Linked DNA regions of Homo sapiens: region 1 is linked to region 2. A link is a loop called in an ENCODE intact Hi-C map of the cell type or tissue named here. Cell type or tissue: MCF 10A. All regions are shown on one strand. Each heading gives the region's core, and the rest is flanking DNA. Links, peaks and the distances in the headings are about the cores only. Region 1 overlaps DIAPH1 (diaphanous related formin 1). Region 2 overlaps PCDHA1 (protocadherin alpha 1).

Region 1 (2,820 bases), core at 269-2,768, 630 kb after region 2:
ATAATGGACAACTTTAAATGCACAGAAGAACTTTCCCTTCCATTTTCAAGGAATGGCCCAAAGACAACAGCAATTGAATCAACATTTCATCTAGCATTTACAGAGAAACAAACTAGATTCTGACATCACCACTTATTGGTGCCTGCAGCCTACACAGGCGTTGTGTAGAGTTGGAGTACCCACTTCAAAAAGAAAATAAAGGAAAGAAAAAGGGTACCTCAGAGGAAAGGAAGTCTAGAAGAGGGGCACAAAATGACCAGGAATTTAAAAATATAAACTATAAACCTAGAAAAGCTAAATGTGTTTAAGGGAAAGAAGGCTGAAGATTACCTAGCAGTCCCCAGAAATGGAAATGATAGGCTCATGTTCTCCATGACCACTGAGGAAAAAGTGCTGAAGGATTAGGTAAGACTGTAGCAGCTCCTCCATTTGGTTCAGAGTGCCTCAGCAGCCCCACAGCTAAACTAAGCACTGGAGAGTTAAACTCATTAGTTCCACAATGTATACATATATCAAAACATCATGTTGTATACCATAAACAATTTGTATGTCAATTATACCTCAATAAAGCTGAGAAAACATAAATAAATAATAAACTTGTTAGAATTCATACAACAGCCAACAAAGGAAACATAGTAAAAGACAGTCCAATATCTTTTATTCCTAATTAAAAGAGTTCTATCAATCTACCCCTGCCTTCCAAAATCAGCATCTTTTTCCTAACCCCACCCGGGAACAATGAAAGATTCTAGGCAGTGGCCAGTGTCAAGCACAAGTTAGAAATGCCGTATAAAGAACAGTAGTAACTGTAGTCCATTCTGTATTTCAATAATTTGCTTATAAATTTGAAATAATTTACTTATAAATGTAAAGCAACTAACTTAATGTCCTGCACAACTGTCTAAAACTGTTGGTGAGTCTGCTTTCCAATAAACCTTATTTCCCAATTATAATTAAAATGAGGGGAAAACTATCTTAATATTAGAATTGGATCCTCTAACAGGTCCAAAGTATCACTTCTCTAATAGTTCAAGAAGGCAAGTACCTTGGGGAAAGGGAAAAAGTAACTTTTTGCCTACAGCTCAGCTCATCCTAAAGCCCTGCAACTGGCAGCCGGCATCCTAGGTAGTTGATAGCCCAGAGGGAAGGAGGAAAGGCCACGCTGGTATCACTATTCCAGCACAGCAGAACAGGTAGAAACCGGGCTGAGGATGCTGCATTCCTCCAAGTCCATCCATACAAACTGCCAGTCCTTGCACTATAAAGCACACATGGTTTGGGCAAACAAGCTGCCAACAGAGAAAGTGCTCAGAGTCTGGAAGTCCTACTTTCCTATCAAGTATCACAAGGTGTAGCAGGCACACCGGTATCTTCTGCTGTTCAGAAGGTGAAAGCCAGCATGCATAGTCTGTCATTTGGTGACAGAACAGTAAGCAAAGCTTCCTTCCTTTCAAACATTCTAAGGTTCCAATACAACTTTTGAATACATATACAGGAAACAAAACATAATGTTAACCAATTTTTCCAAAATTTCAACATATTTCTCAAGCTTCAAATATTGATACTTGCTCTTCCTTTCTTACTAGGCCTCTCCCTCTGCTGCCTAAGCTTAGAGAAGACTATGATCACTCCTTTAAAAAAAGGGGTGTTGTCCATTCATTTAGAAATAGTCAGTGACTCAGGAATGCTGTTTCCCAATCGCCGTAGCAACTGTCTTCTCCTCCCATGTTATGATGTGAGTAGCAGGACATCTACTCTTCCTCAAGGGTGGGCATGTGTGTGACACACCCAAAGCCTAGCAGACAGCAGGAAGTTTCTGCAACTGCTACCGCTTCTACATACAGGCACCAAGTATGAGGACACCTTGTTTTAAATCCCATTCCTAAAGTCCTTTCATTTCTAAATAATCTCTTTTTTGTATCCTCACACCACTCCTGAATACCCAGAAATAATCCTACCCCTACTGACAACCGCTTAACTAATCCAAAAATTATACTACTACTCAATAAGCCAGACTTGATCCTACGAAACCACAGAAAATATTTTTTGGCCCGGTACACATTCAGAATAAGATTTTGAAAAAATCTTAGGGAGGAGGGGAGATGAGCATGAAGATGAAATCTTATTATTTCTCTACCACCAGAAATATAAGTGTTAAAATAAGGTTGTTCTGATACTTCTAGCAATTGTACTTGTGTTGAACTATGTTCTAACACAAACACACACAGAATTTCATGCCAAAGTACTTAGGATCTAAAGAAACTTCCATATATCATGTACTGTTCTCTTTGGTTCTAACCATTAAAAAAAATTAATTTCTGAAAAACAAAGTATGGGACTGTTTTACTCTTTTTATATACATTTGTATTTTCTTAGAAAAAAACTATCACTTTTAGAATACACATACATTTCCATTTCAAATTAAGGTGGCAATTTTCAAAGATTAGAAAGCTGGAAAATTTTTATGACACTATTTTAAAAGCAAAAAACATCTGTAAACTATAAAGGCAATGTTGTAAAAATATTTGTGCATAGAGATAATGACTAAAATATACAAAGACTGTAAAATAAAAATGAAAAATAGAAATTTAGGGTTCTTACGTATTGTTTCAAAAATATATATGTGTTTTCAAAAAAAAAGCACACACAAAAAATCATTAGCACATCATCTAAAAGCAAAACATCATCATCCAATTACCATAGGCAAAATGCCTATCAGTATTTACTCTTCTCCAGTGGTATTTTGCTTAAGGAAACACTCCTGACAAGGCACAGTTACAAAGTTTAGGTATGACAATGCAATGTGAGAAAGAATACTGA
Region 2 (2,820 bases), core at 100-2,599:
TAAAATAGGGTATTTTAAACTTATTTTACTTTAAATCTTAGAAGAGGTGATTCATCCTTCTGTAGCTCAAATATTCTATGTCATAAATCACAGATAATACCATTACAAGATAAATTAAATCTTTTTTATAATTTTAATAGGAACTGAAGTGTATTCTTATTCTTCAGTAATACTACATCACCCATATGGACTACCTAATTGATTTTTTCCACATATGGAGTTTTGTGACCATTATTCTACCAAAAGACTAACCTTTGAAGCAATAGGACATATTAGAGTTCTTCACCAATAGAAAGTAAGCATAGTCCTGGGAGGTACCATCTAAGTATTAAAGAACTAAATAATCACAGTTATTTCAACTGTGATTGAAATTGTGATAGTAATATATGTCTTACTGTGTCAGATATATCAGTAGTCAACTTTTCAACTTGAATTTTTCCAAGTTTAATCAAGTTCTGGATGAAACTCATGTACATTTTACTACTTTTAGTTTTGTATTGTTTTAAATCAATATCCTGGAAACTCAGAAGTAAAAAAGAGAAAGAAGAAAAATATATGTCATTTCATGTAAATTTATTTAAAACACAGACTTTTGGCAAGGCACAGTGGCTCAAGCCTGTAATCCCAGCACTTTGGGAGGCCGAGGAGGGTGGATTGCCTGAGGTCAGGTGTTCAAGACCAGCCTGGCCAACATGGTGAAACCCCATCTCTACTAAAAATTCAAAAATTAGCCAGGTACGGTGGCAGATGCCTGTAATCCCAGCTACTAGGGAGGCTGGGGAAGAAGAATTGCTTGAATCCGGGAGGCAGAGGTTGCAGGGAGCCAAGATCGCGCCACTGCACACCAGCCTAAATGACAGAGTAAGACCCTATCTCATAAATAAATAAATAAATATAAATAAAACACAGACTTTTGTGTTAAGGGGACCTAAACATGACTGTCAGCTGAACTCAGCAATCAGACAAGTAATTTAATCTCTCCAAAGTTCAGATGTCTCATTTTTGCAATTTAAGTACAATAATGTTGACTTTGCATTATAGTTCATTTATTTAAACACATTTTAAAAACCTCCCAGATGCCAGAAGCCTGCTAGACTCTGACTATATAGCTACGCTTTTATGAATATCTGAAGATATGCATGTGTCTAATGAGCAAAACAGATATAATCCCTTTCATAGAGTTTACTGTCTGACAAAGAAAGAATTAGGATACATGCAACAGTATGTAATAAAGTGCAAAATCTAGTACTGTGTAGCTACTTAAAACATATTATATGCTTTCTTCCTTTCCTTTTCCCTGCCTGATCTTACTGCCATAAGAAATCTTGTAACTGTGATTCTGTCAAATGAATCTAAGAAGGATGTTGTTGCTGATGGACTAGTATAGAAAATAGCAGCATGACAAATTAAATGTGTCATTGGGGAAGTGAGATTGTATAATGAACTGAGTTTCCTGGTCAGTCCTGCTGGAACTGTGCCTTTCAGCAAAATGAGTTTGATGATTTCATTCCAAAGATCAAGTTGCAGCAATTTTCATCATGAATGTTACCCAATCATAGAAAAATTGGCAACATTTCTCAGCAGATGTTACAGTCTTTCTCAAAGGAAGGTTCTCTCAGCTGACAAGCTAACGATAGTGCTCCTGATGGCGAGGGGAGAGACGGTGATGATGACTGATTGATAAAAAGTATTTTAGTCATATTTCCAGGTTTATAAAATGATTTGCAAACATTTTCTTTTGTTCCCTCTAACACCGCTAGTAGATAATGGAAACTCCTTTGATTTGGTCTGTAGATAATTTTATGCTATGTTATATGGAATATCCACAGCATTTTGTGAACTTGAAAACAAAGGAGGAAGCAGCTTGCATATGCATATCTTGCTAGCAGATTGGTAGAATAGAGAGAGCAGTTAGCATGTGAGGACCATTGAGGTAAAGTATCCCAGAGTTGTAACTTTTTCTGGGCCTTGACTTTGGCTAATTCTCTGCATGCCAAATATCATGTAGCCATCCAGAAATCTGTCTGAATATTGAGATGGTGATCATTTCTCTCCTGGGTGTTATGAAGAAATGTGTTTATTAAATACTTTGCATCCCTTAAAGGAACTATATGAATGATAGGAATAAGAATTATTGACAGTTTTGAATGGTCTATTGATATTACTATGGCTTTGTTTCTACCAAATATGGTAAGTATAATGTAGAGGAAAATACAAAATACAACTTTTATCCCCCATTTTTTTCATTCAACTATACCTCAATATTCAGTGACAGGGCCACCTCAATCTCCGCCCATGAAAACGCATCTAGAGGAGTGTCACAAGTTTTTCACAGTGACATTTTTGCTTACTGATACAAGACAGTGATGGTGACTGATGATGTCCCAGTGATTTCTGAGTAGCTTCTAACCAGCACATAACTCCCCCAACAGTCTTTAAGTCTTTAGGTGCCCATATTTTCCTCTTTGTTCTCCCCCTTCAGACTGAGAGTTTGTAGAGAGAGGGCAACAGATCTTTTCAATACACAACTAATGCAAAATGTATCAGGTTTTTCTTGGATTTCAGCTACTCCCTGTTAAACAATCAGAGCTTAGTGAACAGTGATTCAGTGAGGAGGGAAAGCACTCAGGAAGGAGCAGGAACAAGTACAAGTTTATGAAAAGGATTAGCTAGCAAAACAAGGTCAAACTCTGCAATAGTTTGTTTTCCTCTCCCTAGTATCCCTCTTCAATCAGAAAAGAGACTGTTATCAGTTGCTGGTGTTATGACTGGGCACATCCGCCCTGGGTCAAATATGCTGCAGTCTGCAAAGCCAGCAGC

What was found. Hi-C counts contacts between places; a loop is a spot of excess contacts. Peaks named below come from ENCODE experiments on the same cell type or tissue, not always from the same donor. Only the 100,000 strongest peaks of a DNase experiment are listed, where the experiment ranks them.
Region 1: a loop joins it to region 2, with 3 times the contacts of the local background. A loop is called at or near these places in 1 of 110 quality-filtered maps.

Annotation. Positions count from the first base shown.
Region 1 is chr5:141,602,791-141,605,610 of GRCh38, forward strand. All of the region lies in intron 1 of DIAPH1 (diaphanous related formin 1), which reads right to left. Among named protein-coding and RNA genes, the nearest start is that of DIAPH1, 15 kb to the right of the region's middle. In MCF 10A, for the core only: no CTCF peak of the experiment used is centred there; a DNase peak (open chromatin) is centred at 1,721.
Region 2 is chr5:140,975,675-140,978,494 of GRCh38, forward strand. The region is part of intron 1 of PCDHA1 (protocadherin alpha 1); the gene reads left to right. All of the region lies in intron 1 of PCDHA2 (protocadherin alpha 2), which reads left to right. The region is part of intron 1 of PCDHA3 (protocadherin alpha 3); the gene reads left to right. All of the region lies in intron 1 of PCDHA4 (protocadherin alpha 4), which reads left to right. It also overlaps PCDHA5, PCDHA6, PCDHA7, PCDHA8, PCDHA9 and PCDHA10, and 6 more genes. Among named protein-coding and RNA genes, the nearest start is that of PCDHAC2, 11 kb to the left of the region's middle. In MCF 10A, for the core only: no CTCF peak of the experiment used is centred there; a DNase peak (open chromatin) is centred at 1,517.